Linked DNA regions of Homo sapiens: region 2 is linked to region 1. The links are chromatin contacts, found by Hi-C or POLR2A ChIA-PET in ENCODE. All regions are on one chromosome and are shown on one strand. Each heading gives the region's core, a stretch centred on a gene start or an enhancer-like site at or near the end of the contact. The rest is flanking DNA. Distances are from core to core; before and after follow the strand shown.

Evidence for each region. A loop is a pair of places that touch in the nucleus more often than their neighbours do. ChIA-PET counts read pairs that join two places held with the same protein, here RNA polymerase II (POLR2A). Pooled maps may share reads with other maps.
Region 2: a map of heart left ventricle shows a loop between it and region 1 (2.2-fold over the local background). The contact joins the enhancer-like site here to the promoter of DACT1 in region 1. A Hi-C loop is called at or near these places in 2 of 168 maps with a recorded cell type or tissue (both heart left ventricle), 1 of 37 single-sample maps with no recorded cell type and 4 of 50 pooled maps. POLR2A ChIA-PET finds 5 or more read pairs at or near these places in 1 of 52 experiments (WTC11).

Annotation. Positions count from the first base shown.
Region 1 is chr14:58,633,143-58,640,749 of GRCh38, forward strand. DACT1 (dishevelled binding antagonist of beta catenin 1) reads left to right here and starts at 4,820. Exons shown (of 4, transcript NM_001079520.2): 1 at 4,820-5,405; 2 at 7,594-7,607. The coding sequence starts at 5,061. RefSeq lists a silencer at 4,611-5,320.
Region 2 is chr14:58,966,336-58,973,709 of GRCh38, forward strand. All of the region lies in intron 4 of LINC01500 (long intergenic non-protein coding RNA 1500), which reads left to right. Among named protein-coding and RNA genes, the nearest start is that of LINC01500, 140 kb to the left of the region's middle. Within about 2 kb of position 3,741, at least 2 of the 41 ENCODE cell types and tissues checked have a DNase peak (open chromatin) inside an H3K27ac peak, as active enhancers do.

The DNA.
Region 1 (7,607 bases), core at 3,570-6,069:
CAACTGTTTGCCAGTTTGTGAAATTAAATCTTTTTTTTTTTTTTTTTGAGACAGTCTCACTTTGTCGCCGCTGGAGTGCAATGGCGCGATCTCGGCTCACTGCAACCTCCACCTCCCGGGTTCAAGCGATTCTCCTGCCTCAGCCTCCTCAGTAGTTGGGATTACAGGCGCGTACCACCACGCCCGGGAAATTTTTGTATTTTTAAGTAGAGACGGGGTTTTGCCATGTTGGCCAGCCTGGTCTCGAACTTCCGGACTCAAGTGATCTGCCCATCTCAGCATCCCAAAGTGCTGGGATTACAGGCATGAGCCACCACGCCTGGCCTGAAATTAAAATTTTTAAATAATTGGAGAAATGGTCCCAATAAAGCAGAGTAAGAGCAAAATCCACCTAATACAATTGGTTAAAGAAGCCACTTGTGTAATCCTAGCATTTTGAGAAGCCAAGGCGGGTGCACTGCCTGAGCTCAGGAGTTCAAGACCAGCCTGGCCAACACGGCAAAACCCATCTCTACAAAAAATATAAAAATTAGCCTGTAGTCCTAGCAACTTGAGAGGCTGAGGAAGGAGGATCACTTGAACCCAGGAAGTCATGGCTGCAGTGATCTGAGATCGTGCCACTGCACTCCAGCCTGCGTGATAGAGTAAAACCGTGTCTCAAAAAAAAAAAAAGCCACTTGTCTCTGAAACACTTTTAAATTTTGCTTTGAAATCAAATCCTTTCATTGTATTAGTACCACAGTATGTGGCTCTAGGTATTTGCACACATGGAACTCTGCACCTTCCATCTGTAAAGATGACCGGTAGAAATGGCAGAGCTAAGGGACAAAAGTCTGAGGCTGGTGGAGACTTAATCACCTTAATCAGTGATTACGACGGTGGGGAATGCAACTCACTTCCAGACATTCTAGAATCTTTGGAATCCACAGTGCTCTGCAGGAGGAAGCAGGAGCCTCTTGAAAAACTTACCACCAAACTTCATGGAATCACCCTGGCCTTCTTCAACAAAAACCTCTTTAACAGCACTAAAACACAGCTAAAAGGTAACCTTTTCATGTAGGATGGTTTATTTGGTAGTGTTTGGTTGTGCACCAGAGAGGATGGAAGGAGTTGTTTCATAGCCTTTCAAACAAGACCAGCATTGTCAAACATTTGCTGTTTCTTCTGCTATTCCCCTATTCCCTTCTGCCCTCAAAAGATGTTTAAAATTTTCAGGGCCATGATGTTGCCCCATTTTGCTACCACGCTTCTTTTTTCTTGATCTTTTGTTTCAATGTCTGCTTTCTTTCCCCTGTGTGCTCACTGAAGCCTGATTGTGGGGTCAAGCTATAATTAGTTTATATATGAAGTTTAATTCACTGTGGCTTTTTTGGCATTAGACTCAAATGGGCTTTGATGTCTGGCTGGGGCTTTGATCCCAGACCCTCGAATGGTGGTCATCTCTCCAGCTCAAAGGATTGCCCTTTACTCTTTTCCTCCTATTCGGAGACAGCTTTTCCCAATTACATCATTTGTGTTTGTTTGGCCATAAAAGCTGCAAGGCATCATTTTGTTGCTTTGCTTGATGGCAAAATGTGCAACTGATGCCCCTTACTTTGCTTGGCTGCAATAGAATGTTCACCGCTGGACAAGGCATTTGTAGAATGATGCTCAGACTTTGGTGGGGGTGCTGTTAGGAGCTGTTCTGCCTAAGGACAAAGCATCAGACTGTGTGATATGAGGGACATGTTCTGGCTCTGCCCAGGAAAGATCTTCAAGCATAAGTTAACACCACTGTAATATATTCAGCCAAGACTCTTTTTCATGCTGGCAACTTTATCTTACTCTCCAGATCATCCAGGCAGCAGGTCCACCCCATCGTTAGTGGTACACTTTCTGAGTGTCAATTAACAGTTTTTCTGAGCAGACAGGCGTGTCCAGGGAAAGCAAAAGAACCAACTAGGGCTGAACAACATTAGAAAGGAGATAATGAAATAGCACTAGTGGAGGAAGAAGTACCAGCACCTGCTTTAAAAAGAAAGGGAAAGAAAAATCAAAACAGTAGGGGGAAGTGAGATTCCGTTGGCAACAGAAGGGAGCAGTAGGCGATCACTTTCAACTGCTTCCGGAATACCTGCAACAAAAACAAAGAATCAAAGAGGAAAGAAAATCCAGGCAACTAGACTGGAGGGGAGAAAATTTGGCTGCTAGCTTAAAAAGAGAATAGGGGCAACCCAGCCTGTCTCACTTAATCTGATGACATTGGGAGTTTTCCTGGAAAAACAATTACAGCATTGAGCTCCTTGCTTCTAACTTCATTTGACAGCCTGAGTTTGTTTTAATTGGCATGTGAATGAACAGCATTATTTATTAATGTGTAATGGATACTTTGGAAAGCATAACCTTTTTTCCTATTCGTGACCATTTTATTGGCGGAACCATCTGAATATATTAGTTTTAATATTTAAACTTGCTGAGAACACTTTTTCATGGAGATATACAAGCTGTTACGGCAAATGGCTTGCTTTGGACTAATGAGCCAGCTCAAAGTGGCATTTGGTGAGGAGGGGGGTTGGGAGGGTGGGGAGGTTTGGAGACATAGCGAGCTTGTCTGCCTGACTTAAGATTTATTAGTAGTGTGTAAAAATGTGTTTCAGCTTTTTTTCCCCCTCAACTATACAAATATAGTTGTCGATGTGTGACATAACACAGGCCACAATAATAGACTCCACCCAGTCAGAGGAATCTAATTCAGAGCTGGAAAGCAAGAAGCTTGTTTAGAAATGAGCAGAATGAAACAATGACAGAGGACATGGGTGAGTGGCATTTGGCAAGCAGGATAAGTCACTATCCTTTCGTGCCTTACTAAAATTAGGGAGGAAAATTAGTTCCTATATTATAAAGTAGTGTTTGGCAACAGCAGGCATAAAGAATAGATAACCTGAAGAGAATCGATTTTGTATGCTTATGAACACCTGACCATAATTCCATTTTTAGAGCTAATATACAACCTTGTTAATTATGAATCAAGTTTGTAGTTCTTTCATGTCTGTGGGAGGCAGCAATGGGGAGGAAAGTGAAAGGTGGCAAGGGAGTTCTTTTGTTTTTGTTTTTTGGTAAATGTCAACTTAATTCTATTTGTAGTAGAGATTAAATGGGTACTATTAAGTTTAAAAGTATGCTAATGAAAAAACAATTTACAACCAATCTACATTCTCGAGTCTCTCTCTAGCAATTGTCAGGTGAATGCTTGCAAGGTAATGTGCTGAATACAGCGATACTAAGAGGGTATTAAAACAGTCCCTGCCTTCAGGAAGCTTTCATAATGTAGATGGAGAGAAGAGATACACATAAACACCTACGTAGATAGATATGCGTGTGCACACCCAGATAAATAACCATACAGGTAGCATGGGATCAGAATCAGATATTTATATAGTTAACTGGAGCTCAAAGGTTGGAAGGGTGGTTAGACCACACAGAGAGGGGAGGAAAGAAGAGGAATTCCTAGCACGGGTAAGCAGATGGGCAAAAGTGCAAGTGTCTGAAATAATGATATAGGATGCACTCTTTCACACAACACTTTGCCTGAACTTCAGCAATTGTGACTTGCTGGATTGAATTTCCGAGGTTCTTGGATGTACTGCTTTTAAAGATATATGTGGTACTTTTCCACAGATAAGCCAGCTAGTGGAATTTTCAGACCCCTATCCCACCGGAAATTTCAGTGGGATAGGGGTCTGGAGTAGTGTGTTCCAAGCAGAGATGACCAATACATGATACTTCAAGAGGGAAGACTTATAAATCCCTCTGGAGAAAAGCTACAACTCATATCACCTTTACTATCTATGTGCTAGCCACGTTGTAAGTGCACAGCCCCCACAATATATAGCATATGCTGCATACTATTATAATTCTTCAACAGCAGGTTCCCATAGCAGCTGCTCCCTTTTACAGTGGGGGGAACGTACACAGAGAAGGGAGTAAGTTGCCCGCACAGCTATTTAGGGGTGAAACTGGGATACAAATCCAGACAGTCTGATTTCTGAGTCAGAGCTCTTATTGTAAACGCAGACTAAGTAATAATAAAAGCTCAAACAAAAACCAAAGCGCGCACGCGCGCGCACTCAAATCGTAGGCTTGTAAAAGAATTGATGCAACCTCTCGCTATACAACGACATCCTCCTGCCTAATTTTAAATGCCGTCCATCGTAAGACCGACGTTAAAAAATTAAAACGACAACAAAACTTAAGTTTTAGAACACTGCATTGTGCTCTGTATTGCTTGCCTTTACAAAGTGGAGTTAAGGAACCAACCCCACAGTGTCTGTGAATACACTTGCAATACCTTGCTTGGGAAGTGAAAGAAACCTAACTCGGTGTGAGTGGAAATGAGGAGTGGCCGTGTGGGGAAAGGGTTAAGACTGTGCTGCAACTTGGTCGAGTTTCAGAAAGTTCTCCGGAGAGCCCAACTGCCGCGTCCCGTCGCGGCCCCTGCCTGCGCGGCCGACTGTAACAGGATGCTGGGGCTCCAGGCGCTCGCCCCGAGCTTTGGGCGACGAGAAAGAGCCAATGAGGAGCGAGGGCAAAATCGGGTGCAGTAAACCCGAAAAGGGGGCGAGGAGGCCCGCGAAGAGAGCGGGGGAGGAGGCGGGGAGGGGCGAGGAGGGGCGGGGAGGGCCGAGCGAGGAGGAGGCGGCTCTGGGGGCCGGGCGGCGCGCCTGACAGAGGAGGGGAAGCCTGGGGGCGCAAGCGTCGCAGCCGAGGGGCCGGCGCGGGGAGGCGGGCGCCAGGCGGGGGTTTGCAGGGCCGCCGCGCGTGACGTAGCGCCGGGCAGGGCGTTATCAGCTGCCGGGCCGCGGCGAGGGACGCGCGGCGACAGCGGACGGCGCTGCCCGGGCCGGGACAGCAGCAGCCGGCGGTCGCGCGCAGGACTCGAGGGCTTCTAGCCACCGTCCCCGCCAGCGCCGCGCCCCGCCACAGGGCGGCATGAGCCCACCCGCGGCCGCAGCCCTAGCGCCCTGCTCCTCCGCCTGGGCGGCCCGGCTGCGGTGACGGCTCTCGCTGCCCGACTGGGGGCCATGAAGCCGAGTCCGGCCGGGACGGCGAAGGAGCTGGAGCCTCCGGCGCCGGCCCGAGGCGAGCAGCGCACGGCGGAGCCCGAGGGGCGCTGGCGGGAGAAGGGCGAGGCAGACACCGAGCGGCAGCGCACCCGGGAGCGGCAGGAGGCCACGCTGGCCGGGCTGGCGGAGCTGGAGTACCTGCGCCAGCGCCAAGAGCTGCTGGTCAGGGGCGCCCTGCGCGGCGCCGGGGGTGCGGGAGCCGCTGCGCCCCGCGCTGGGGAGCTACTGGGGGAGGCGGCGCAGCGCAGTCGCCTGGAGGAGAAGTTCTTGGAGGAGAACATCTTGCTGCTAAGAAAGCAATTGGTAGGTCGTGCCCGAAGGTGGAGCACGGCTGTTCCTGCCCAGGGGCTGGAGGTCGGGCAGGTGGCCTGGGGCGGGCGCGAGGTTGACTCTGGCTGGGGAGATGCTCGCTGTTATGGGACGCCCCCGACCGCCCCATACCTCCCTGATCCCCTTCCTGAGTGCCCGCGGCGTGTGGGCTGCCGACGCCCACGCGTTTCTGGCGTGTGCCCGCTTTGTGTCTGGCGACCTCGCGCGGATTGCGGGAAGGGGGTGGCCGCTCTTCCCTCCTCCTCTGCCTTCGGGATTCTTGGAGTCGCCTAGTTCTAACGTTCGGTCTCCTTAGTTAGATGAGTATATGCCCTCTCCCCAGCGGTTTGCAAACTCCCACTTAAAATACCATTTTATTTGGAGGTTTTCTTGACTTTATCTCCTCCCGCCGAGAGGGGCCAAAAGCCAAGGAGGGGGTTTGTGGCGTGCTTAACTGTCCAGGGCCGAGTTTTACGATTACACTGGAGCGCCTGTAGGGAGCCGTGCCTCTCCGAGAGCTCTCCCCAGCATGCCAGCTTTCACCCAGGCTGGTGCTTAATTTCAAATAGAAGCCCTTTGTATAAGGCAGCTCAAACTAGATGGAAATGATGGAAATTTGGCTGGAGACTGTGTCCCCTCCTCTCATATTTTATACGTTCTGCCAGCTGTGATTGGTGGTGGAGGTGGGAGAAAAGAGAACCTGCTCTCGGTAAGCATTTATCTTACTGGGTTTCTGTCAGTGTCTCAGTCTTTCTATGCAGTCTTCATTAATGGGGAAGAAAAAGAACTTTGTAGCTTAATGTATTGATGAACAGCTTTTGACCCCGCCTCAGAATAATGGCGACAGCTTTGTTTTCAGTGACCTTAAAATGTAGTTTTGGAAACAGCAAACGTCCTCACCTGACCAAGTGATACTATCTAAACTAGACACATGCCAGGTAGTGGCCCTCCCACAATAAAGTGGTGATGCTGTGCAGTTGTCATGTGTTTTCTTCTATTATCTCTTTTCAGATCATTTCTTTTCTCTGTGTGTGTGTGTGTGTTTTTAAGCACCAAAGTGCTTTTACTTGATAGGTTCATTTTTCCTGAAGAAATTAATTGTAGCAAACAAACATACAATTTATGTCTCCAAGCTTTTTAAGTCAAAAGACAAGAGGCGTAGATATTCATATGCATGTGTTTTGTAAGGATGTACACTGTGGTTTGTGTAATATCTCTGTTTTGGCATTTTACTGTGCTGCTTCGGTCACAGACCAGATTCCTATGTAACATTCATTTGAGCCAGTTCTCACTGGTTATGGCTGGTGACTTTTACATTTTATTGTTTTGTGCAATTGCACCTTTTTGTCTGCATGAATCTCAAGATTGTAAGTGGCGCATTCCTATTGTCCGCTTGAGGGGAGCAAAGCAGTATGTCAAGAGAATTCCAGTCCAGTCAGTATTTATGGTACTATTTTCATTTGTAGACTTGGCATTCATGATTTGAACCAGATGCTTTTTGAGTTCTCCCGTTTTTCCAGCAATAGGAAGCACTAGGTGGCAGTGTGAGTTAGCACAATCCATCTGTCACCTTTGGAAACCCAGAGGCGTTCAAATCTCGATGGGCCTTCCCATGAGGGTTTTGGATTCTGCCAGCTCACATTATACTTGGCACTGGCTATTAGTATTAGTTTCTCACTTTCAAAGGCTCTAAGACTGATTAAACCCCACAAAGCAACTAATAGAAAACAAAACTCTGCAGGCCAAGACATTTGGCCAGAAAATCTCACCTAAGATTATAGTGTATTATAGGAAATCTCTTACTCTCATTTCAAATTAAAGAGTCTACTGTGAAGTATTGTTTTTTAAAAGACTGGTTATACACCAGATGATTTAAAGTCTCAGTCCATTTTTCTTGTCCCTATCTATGAAAAGTCAGTTTGTATATATTAGTTGAAACTAAAAACAAGTCTTGTTTTTATGAAGAAACTTTATATCACCACAAAATGTGAGAAAGTGGAATTAAACATAGGACATATTCTTGAATTCTCGAAGTTTTTCGTTACTTCAGGTCATCCAGTAAAATTTTGGTTTTCTAAGTTTAGTGAACTCTTCAGATGGGTAATTTGAATCCTTAGAGTAGACTTTCTGGTTCTTTTGTCACCCCTGTATGTTCATGTTTCCTTTGTTTCTTCCTAATCAGAACTGTTTGAGGCG
Region 2 (7,374 bases), core at 2,491-4,990, 330 kb after region 1:
CAGTTTAGTTAAGGAAGTTGGTTTGGGTGTGTAATTTTAAATTATGTCTATTATCCCCACCCCAGGAAAACATGGAATGCTAGGCCCAATCTTAGGGAAGTGGTGCAGCCCAGTTCTAAGGCAAGGATATGAGAAGTTGTATTTAATGGAGGAAATGGAACCAAAACCCAGGTATGTCACTCAGTTGCAGTATGAAAGCAAAATAGCTAGGTAAAGAGGTAGGAAGAATCTGGACACAGCACCATTGTAGGGCTGAAAAAATGGAGACTAGTAATGAGTAGAGGTGTGAAGTGGCAGGTGGAATTTGGTAGAGATGTGTTTGAGGAGAGACAAAGGTTGGGAAATTTGCTACTAGCCCTTCTGTTAAAGTATCTGTAGCCGTAGTTGAGAGAGCTCCAGAGCTATTAGTATTGTATCAGGCAGGGTCCAGGCAGGAGTCAAAATCCACAAACACTTATTTTAACAGGAAAAAAAAAAATAATTAACTGGACATTGAAGAACTAAAAAGGCAAAAATAGAACATAATTTATCAAAAAGCTGGCAAGTGATGAAACTAGATACTGCTTCTGCATCTTTGGGAACAAAAGGAGATAGGCTAGAAGGACTGAAAATTTCAGACCTCTCAGGAGGGGATTCTTAGTCTGCTTGAGCTGCCGAAACAAAATATCACAGACTGGGGGCTTAAACAGCAGAAACTTATTTCCTCAAAGTTCTGGATGCTGGAAGTCCAAGGTCAGAGTGCCAGACAGTTTGGTTTCCGGTAACAGCCCTCTTCCAGTCATGCACATGGCCAGTTTCTCACTGCGTGCTCACGTGGTGACCTTTCCTTGGTGCGTGTGCACAGAGAGTGACCTCTCTCTTCCTCTTCTTATAATACTGTTAGGGAAGCATGACCTAGCAGAGCCAGAGTGACACCATTTTAAAATCAACTCCATCTTAAAACTAGCAAGACACATTCATTGCCAGTTCCAACTCATGGCCCTAAGATGTTTGCAGCTAAGCAAGCAGCTTGATAAGGCCTGCTAGGACAAAATCCTACAGCAACAGAAAGTCCAGATGTCCCAGTTACCCATAACAATATATGCTTTCAAGATAATTATAGTTGTGTTTTGATGACTTACACACTAAAATGTCAAGGATAGATTTCTTTAAAGCAATAATATAATAAATTTTGTCATGCTGTCAGCACCCCCGCATGTAGGCAGAGCTTAGTCTTTACATAGATCAGACCCCAACATAAGAAAAACTTGAAGACAATGCATTCTCCACTTGCTTTCTGAGGATGCCCTACTCTGTAATATAAGTAAATTGTATGTTTTGCTCTCAATAAGCTCTCTCTCCTCACTGTACTCTGCAACTCACTTTGAATTCCTTCCTGCATGAGATCCAAGAACCCTCTCTTGGGGTCTAGATCAAGACCCTTTTTTTTCTGATAACAAAGCCACCGATCTTATTGAATTAAGGAACTACCCTTATGATTTCATTTAACCTTAATTACCTCCTAAAAGCTCTATCTCTAAATATAGTCACATTAGGTTAGGGCTTCAGCATATGAATTTTGGGAGAACACAATTGTGTCCACCGCAGGGGTGCTGGCTGGCCTGGTGCTGATGTAACTGAATCAAGGAAAGATGAGGCTGGTCTGTGGGTGCTGAACAAGCTGCAAACTGAGATCAACTGTCTCTCCTGGAAAGAAGTGCTGCTGCCAGGGTGAAGAAGCAAAGCTTGGTGATGTGGATAAGGCAGCATCCTTCCTTCTCAGGTCTTCTAGTCTCCCTCCAGAACTCCCAGCAAAGCAGAAATGTGGTGGGCAGCATCCCACCTCCAACATCACAAAGCGGAGTATGAAAGGGAGAAAGTGAAAGAGGTAAGGGCTAACTTACTAGTTCCATCATGCTGTGGCAAAGGCTGCTGGTTGCTTAAATTAACATCTGTTCTTCTCTTCATTCTTAATAATAGAATCCTAAAACTCAGCCAAAGAATATTTCTCAACCTTCCTTGCAGCTAGATATGGTCATGTGACCACATTTTGGCCAATAAATGCAAATGAAATTATTATGTGGGATTTCCAGGAAGTTTTTAGAGAGTTTCTTTGACCCTTCTTCCATCATGCTGCCCAGAACATGGATGTGATGTGATGGCTGGTGCTCTATCAACCACATTGGGCTGTGAGAACAAGAAACACTGAAGGATGGCAAGGAGCTATGGACCTTGACAATTTTGTCAAGTAACCATGCTAGTCTTAAATTGCTAACTTTCAGGTTTCTTTTATGTGTGTGGGGAAGATTAAGTTCTACTTTGTTTAAGCCTTTTAGGGTTTTTCTAGTATATGCACTCCAAACATTCTAACAGACAGGATACTGAGCTAGCTTGCATAGGTGGGTCCACCTTGCTTAAATGGTGGTTATCCCATTTCAAAGTATTTTCCCTCCTGCCACTTTCAATTTTAGTTGACTTTGTGTTTAAAGAAATTACTGAAAAATCCTTTTATTTGCATATTTAATTGGACTAAAATTTTTTCTTTTTTCTTTGTAAATTATTTTCCCTTCCTTCCTTCCTTTCTTCCTTCCTTCCTTCCTTCCTTCCTTCCTTCCTTTCTTTCTCTCTCTCTCTCTCTCTCTTTCTTTCTTTCTTTTTTTCTTTCTTTCTTTCTTTCTTTCTTTTTCTTTCTTTCTTTCACAGGGTCTCCCTCTATCATCCAGGCTGGAGTGCAGTGGCACAATCTCAGCTCACTTCAGCCTCAACCTCCTGGGCCCGAATGATCCTCCCACCTCAGCCTCCCAAGCACCTGAAACTGCAGGGGCACACCACTGCACCCAGTTAATTTTTTTTGTGTGTGTTTTTTGCAGAGATGAGGCTTCTCCATATTTCCCAGACTAGTCTCAAACTCCTAGGCTCAAGTGATCTGCCCTCCTGGTTCTCCCAAATTGCTAGGATTATAGACATGAGCCACTGTGCCTGGCCTAAAAATCTTTCTCTTAAAAGTGCAAATCCTTCTATGAGGATTAAGGGAACATGAATTATTCACAGTTTAATTTGTTTCATCAGATAGTTTTTTTTAATCCCTAGCCAAGATCAGTTGCACTGAAGAATGGGTGCCTTATGAAAATTGTTACTAATCCTTACAACAATCCTACAAGAAAAGATAGTTATCCCCATTTTACACATAAAGAAACTGAGGCTCAGAAAAGCTAAGTAAAGAACTTAGGACTCACTGTTAATAGGTGGTGGTGCTGGGGATTTGGAACACTCTTTTTTCACTGTACTACTGTGGCACCTACTGGACTCATACTATTGACATTATAATTATAACTTAATTGTGGATGTAATTAAATTATATTTTAATTTATGTAAACATTTATGTATATTTCTATGTAATCTATATTACATAGACTCAGCAAGCTCATCTGAGAAACTAACAACTATTACGAATACTATTTATATGGAGGAATACATTTTAAACCACCAATTGGAGACTGCCTATATTATTAGTGACAAAATGTGACCAAAATATTTTCAATAGAATTAAAAGTCTGGTTAGTTGCTTAATAAGCAAAGCAGAATGCACAACTAGAATGATGACATCTAGATGAAGTACGGATCTTTTTATTGAAAGTGTAACCACTTTTAAATGTATCACCATAGCTCAGATATAACTGAATTTCCTCCAGCTCAGGGCTATTCTCCCACATGGTCAGTGCGTGCAGGACTCCTGCTGAGGCTCATAGTCACTGCTGTTCCGTGGGAACTGATCAGAGGCCTCCACCTGGCTGGGGCTTTGGAGCTCTCCACTCCAAGATCTGGTTTAGGGACCCTTGCCTCTGGCCTTGGTGACTCCTCGGCAGACCTGTAGGCACTCAACCATAAGCCACTTTCTACATCCCCTACTGGGACATGAGGATAGTTCTGCACCTCATCTGTGCTGTGTGCTGGTTTGGCAGAACCCAGAGGGGCCTGCGGCTGTCTCAGGCGCTGTCTCCCTAAATACAAAGGTGGCCACGTCCACTCCACTGTAGCTCTTCCGACCTGGTGTGAGAAACATTGTGAGTCAGTCCCTTTCAGCATTCCAGATGCAAATGGGGGCAAAGCTATTTAGCTGAGGGACTTTCCAGCCTGACTGGGGGTTTTTATCTGCCCTTCTCCAGCAGGGCTTTCAACCCTGGGAGGGGCGCGGAAGCAGCCAGACAGGGCTGAAAACTTTCACAGGAGCAACTAAATGTTCCTGATTTATCTCCCCTCACACTCCAGCCTCCTCCCTGCCCTGGAAGGCATTCTATCTCCCTTCTGTGGGGAAGGAGCTGCCGTGAATCCTGGGCCTGCATGTTTCCTGTATGTTGGCTGTGTGTACACTCCATGTTCTGCCCTGGGCTCTGGCCCAGTCTTCCACTAAGCTCTTTTAGAAATCAAAATAAAGCCACCTCTCTTTCATGCTTTTAGCTGTCACAAAACAAAAATGCTTTGGTTTTAGGTTATTATGCCTGCCATGACTTAATAAAAAATCATTCAGCAAGTCAGTGGAAGTCTTTGGTTGTGCCCTCCCCATGAAGCTGTGTATGCCCTTGATCCCCAGGTGGAGAACTACAGGGTAACTGGGTTAACAATCAGAAAGAAAGACTTTTGTTTAAAACCTCCGTGTATTATTCCATTACATAAGTAACAGAAGACAGCTTTTAAACTAGTGTATTTGTCTGCTTGGGCTACCTTAACAAAATACCACAGATTGGGCGGCTTAAACAATAGCAATTTATTTTCTGACAGTTCTGGAGGCTGGAAATCCAAGATCGGGGTGCCAGCAAGTTTGGTTTCTGATGAGGCCTCCCCTCCTGCTTGTAGACGGCACCTCTCCCTGGTGAATGCATAAGGAGCCACAGAGAGAGTGAGAGAGCTTTGATCCCTCTTTCTCTTCTTATAAGGACACCAATCCTATCAGATTAGTTCCCTCCCCTACTTTGACCTTATTTAACTTAATTACCTCCTAAACGCCTTATTTCCAATACAGTCACATTGGGGGATAGTGCTTTTAACATATGAATTTGGGGGAGTGGAGTGGACACAATACAGTCCCTAGCAGTGAAGTTAAGCAGAATAGGAAAGAATTTATTAGCAGAAACTGCTTCCAGTTCTCCTTAAACTTTTCTGGTCTCTCTTCTCAACACTTTTCTCATTCTTCCTGTCCCCTAATAATCACTGGGAGGCCCCAGGGATTGGTCACTGGCTTCTCTTTTCTCACTATGCTCCCTGGAGTATTTCTCCTGGACTCAGGATGTCAATTCCATCTATACACAAATGATTCCCAAATGTATGTCTTCAGTTCAGTGCTCTGTCCGCAATTCCGCACTCAGATAGACAGCTATTTACTTAATGTTATCCTTTTGGCTATCTGAAAACACTCTCAAAGTTGGCATTTCCAAAACCAAAGTCCTAATTTCCCCAAGTCCTCCTCTCTCCCCCCGTGTCTCTGTCTCTTCAGTTATCTAAAACCAAAGCCTTGTTGCCATCCATGCCTCTCTCATTTACTCACACCCCATACTCACACTTTTAGCAAACCCCATGGTCTCTACTGCAGAAATGCATCCAGAATCTGTTTGCTCAGTGTTACCACACAGGAGCAAGTCACCTTCATCTCCACCTGACTATTGCAGCAGCCTCCCAGTGGGTCTCCTCCTTGTCCATCTAGAGTTGATCCATATGATAGTCACAATGAGCACCCTAAAATGTGATTCCATTCACATAAGAACTCTGATCAAACCTCTTCAGTTGCTTCCTGTTGAAGCGACGTCATTGTCTGGGGTAATATCTGAGGTTCGTCGTCTCATGGCCATGGAAAACTAGGACGCAGACACACCAGAGTGAGGTTAAGAGTGGAAGTTTAATAAGTGAAAGAAAGAAGAGCTCTCTGTGCAGAAAGGGGTCCTGGAGAAAAAATGGGTTGCCAGTTCCATGGTGAAATGCATGGGATTTTATAGGCTAGCTTGAGGAGGTGTCTGATTTACATAGGGCACAAAAGATTGGTTGGACCAGGTGTGCCATTTGCATAGGGTGCGAAGAAGCTTGCGGTCCCACCTTAATCTTTTATTATGCAGATGGGTTCTCTACCTGGCCAGCCATGTTGCCTGCTTCTTTTACTATACACGTGGTGACAAAGAAAAGGGTAGATGGAGCCTCCATGTTGAACATACCTGGCTTCCAGGTAGCCCTTTTCTATTGGCACAGCTGCCAGCATTCTCCCGTGCAAGCTTCCAGCTTGCTTATCTATGTCTGCAGCTCGATTTTTCAGGCTGCTCTTTGTTAGAAAATAAATGATATTTGGGGTTGCTGTCTATTAAAAGGGAAGTTCTGCCGAGGACTCTCTTACCCTCACTATCTGCCTAAATAATTTCTTTTTAGCTCCTGTATCACTGTCTTGCTCAGAGTAAAATCCAAAGTACTTATCATTACTCTCAAGCTTCCTGTGGCAGGTCCTTGGCCACTGCTCTGATCTCTTTCCTGGCTGCTCTCTGCCTCACTTCTCTACCTCAGACATAATACTTCCTTTTTCTCAATCATGCCAAGCTCACTTCTCACTCAGGGCCTCTGCACTTTCTATGCCTTCTATCTGGAATGCTTTATCTTCAGATATTCGCATGGCTCACTCACTTACTACCCTCAGGTCTCCCCTGATACCACACTCCCTATTCTCCAAACCCTATTTTATTATCTTCCTTCTGTTAGACTATATATTTACTCTTTTATTTGTTTGTTGCCTGTCTCCCCACCTCCCCCACAACTCTTACTAGAATTTCAGTTTTATGAGAATGGGGGCTTTGTTTTATGGTAATTTCACAGTAATCCCATATTCTTAGCATAGGAACTTAACAAACAGTTTTTGCGATTAAATGAAAGAAGAAGCAAACAAATTAAGATATATTAGTTAGATATGGCTTTATGATAGATCACCCAAAACTCTGACTTAAAGCAATGAATATATGATTGCTTATGCATATATGAGTCAGATGGATGGGTCTACTGATCTGGGCCAGGCTTAACTGGTCTTGGCTGGATTTGCTCACAAATTTTTGATCAACTGGTAGGTCAAATTGGGGCTAGTAGGTCTAGGAAAGCCTCAATGCCTCATTCACATGATTGGCTCTTGGCTAGGACTGAAAGATTGACTTACATCTCTAATCATCCAACCAGCCAGCCTGAGCCTGAGCTTACTATCATTAGATATGGGATATGGGGGTGGGAGGGGGGTGGGAGGGGGTGTGGGTGAGTTTGGGGGTGGGAGAGAGAGAGAGAGAGAGGTGAGGAGGGAGGTATTGAAGAAGTATGGAAGGCTGCGGAAGGCTTCCTAAGGCCTAGGCTTAGAGCTTGTATGTCATTTCCACCGTATTT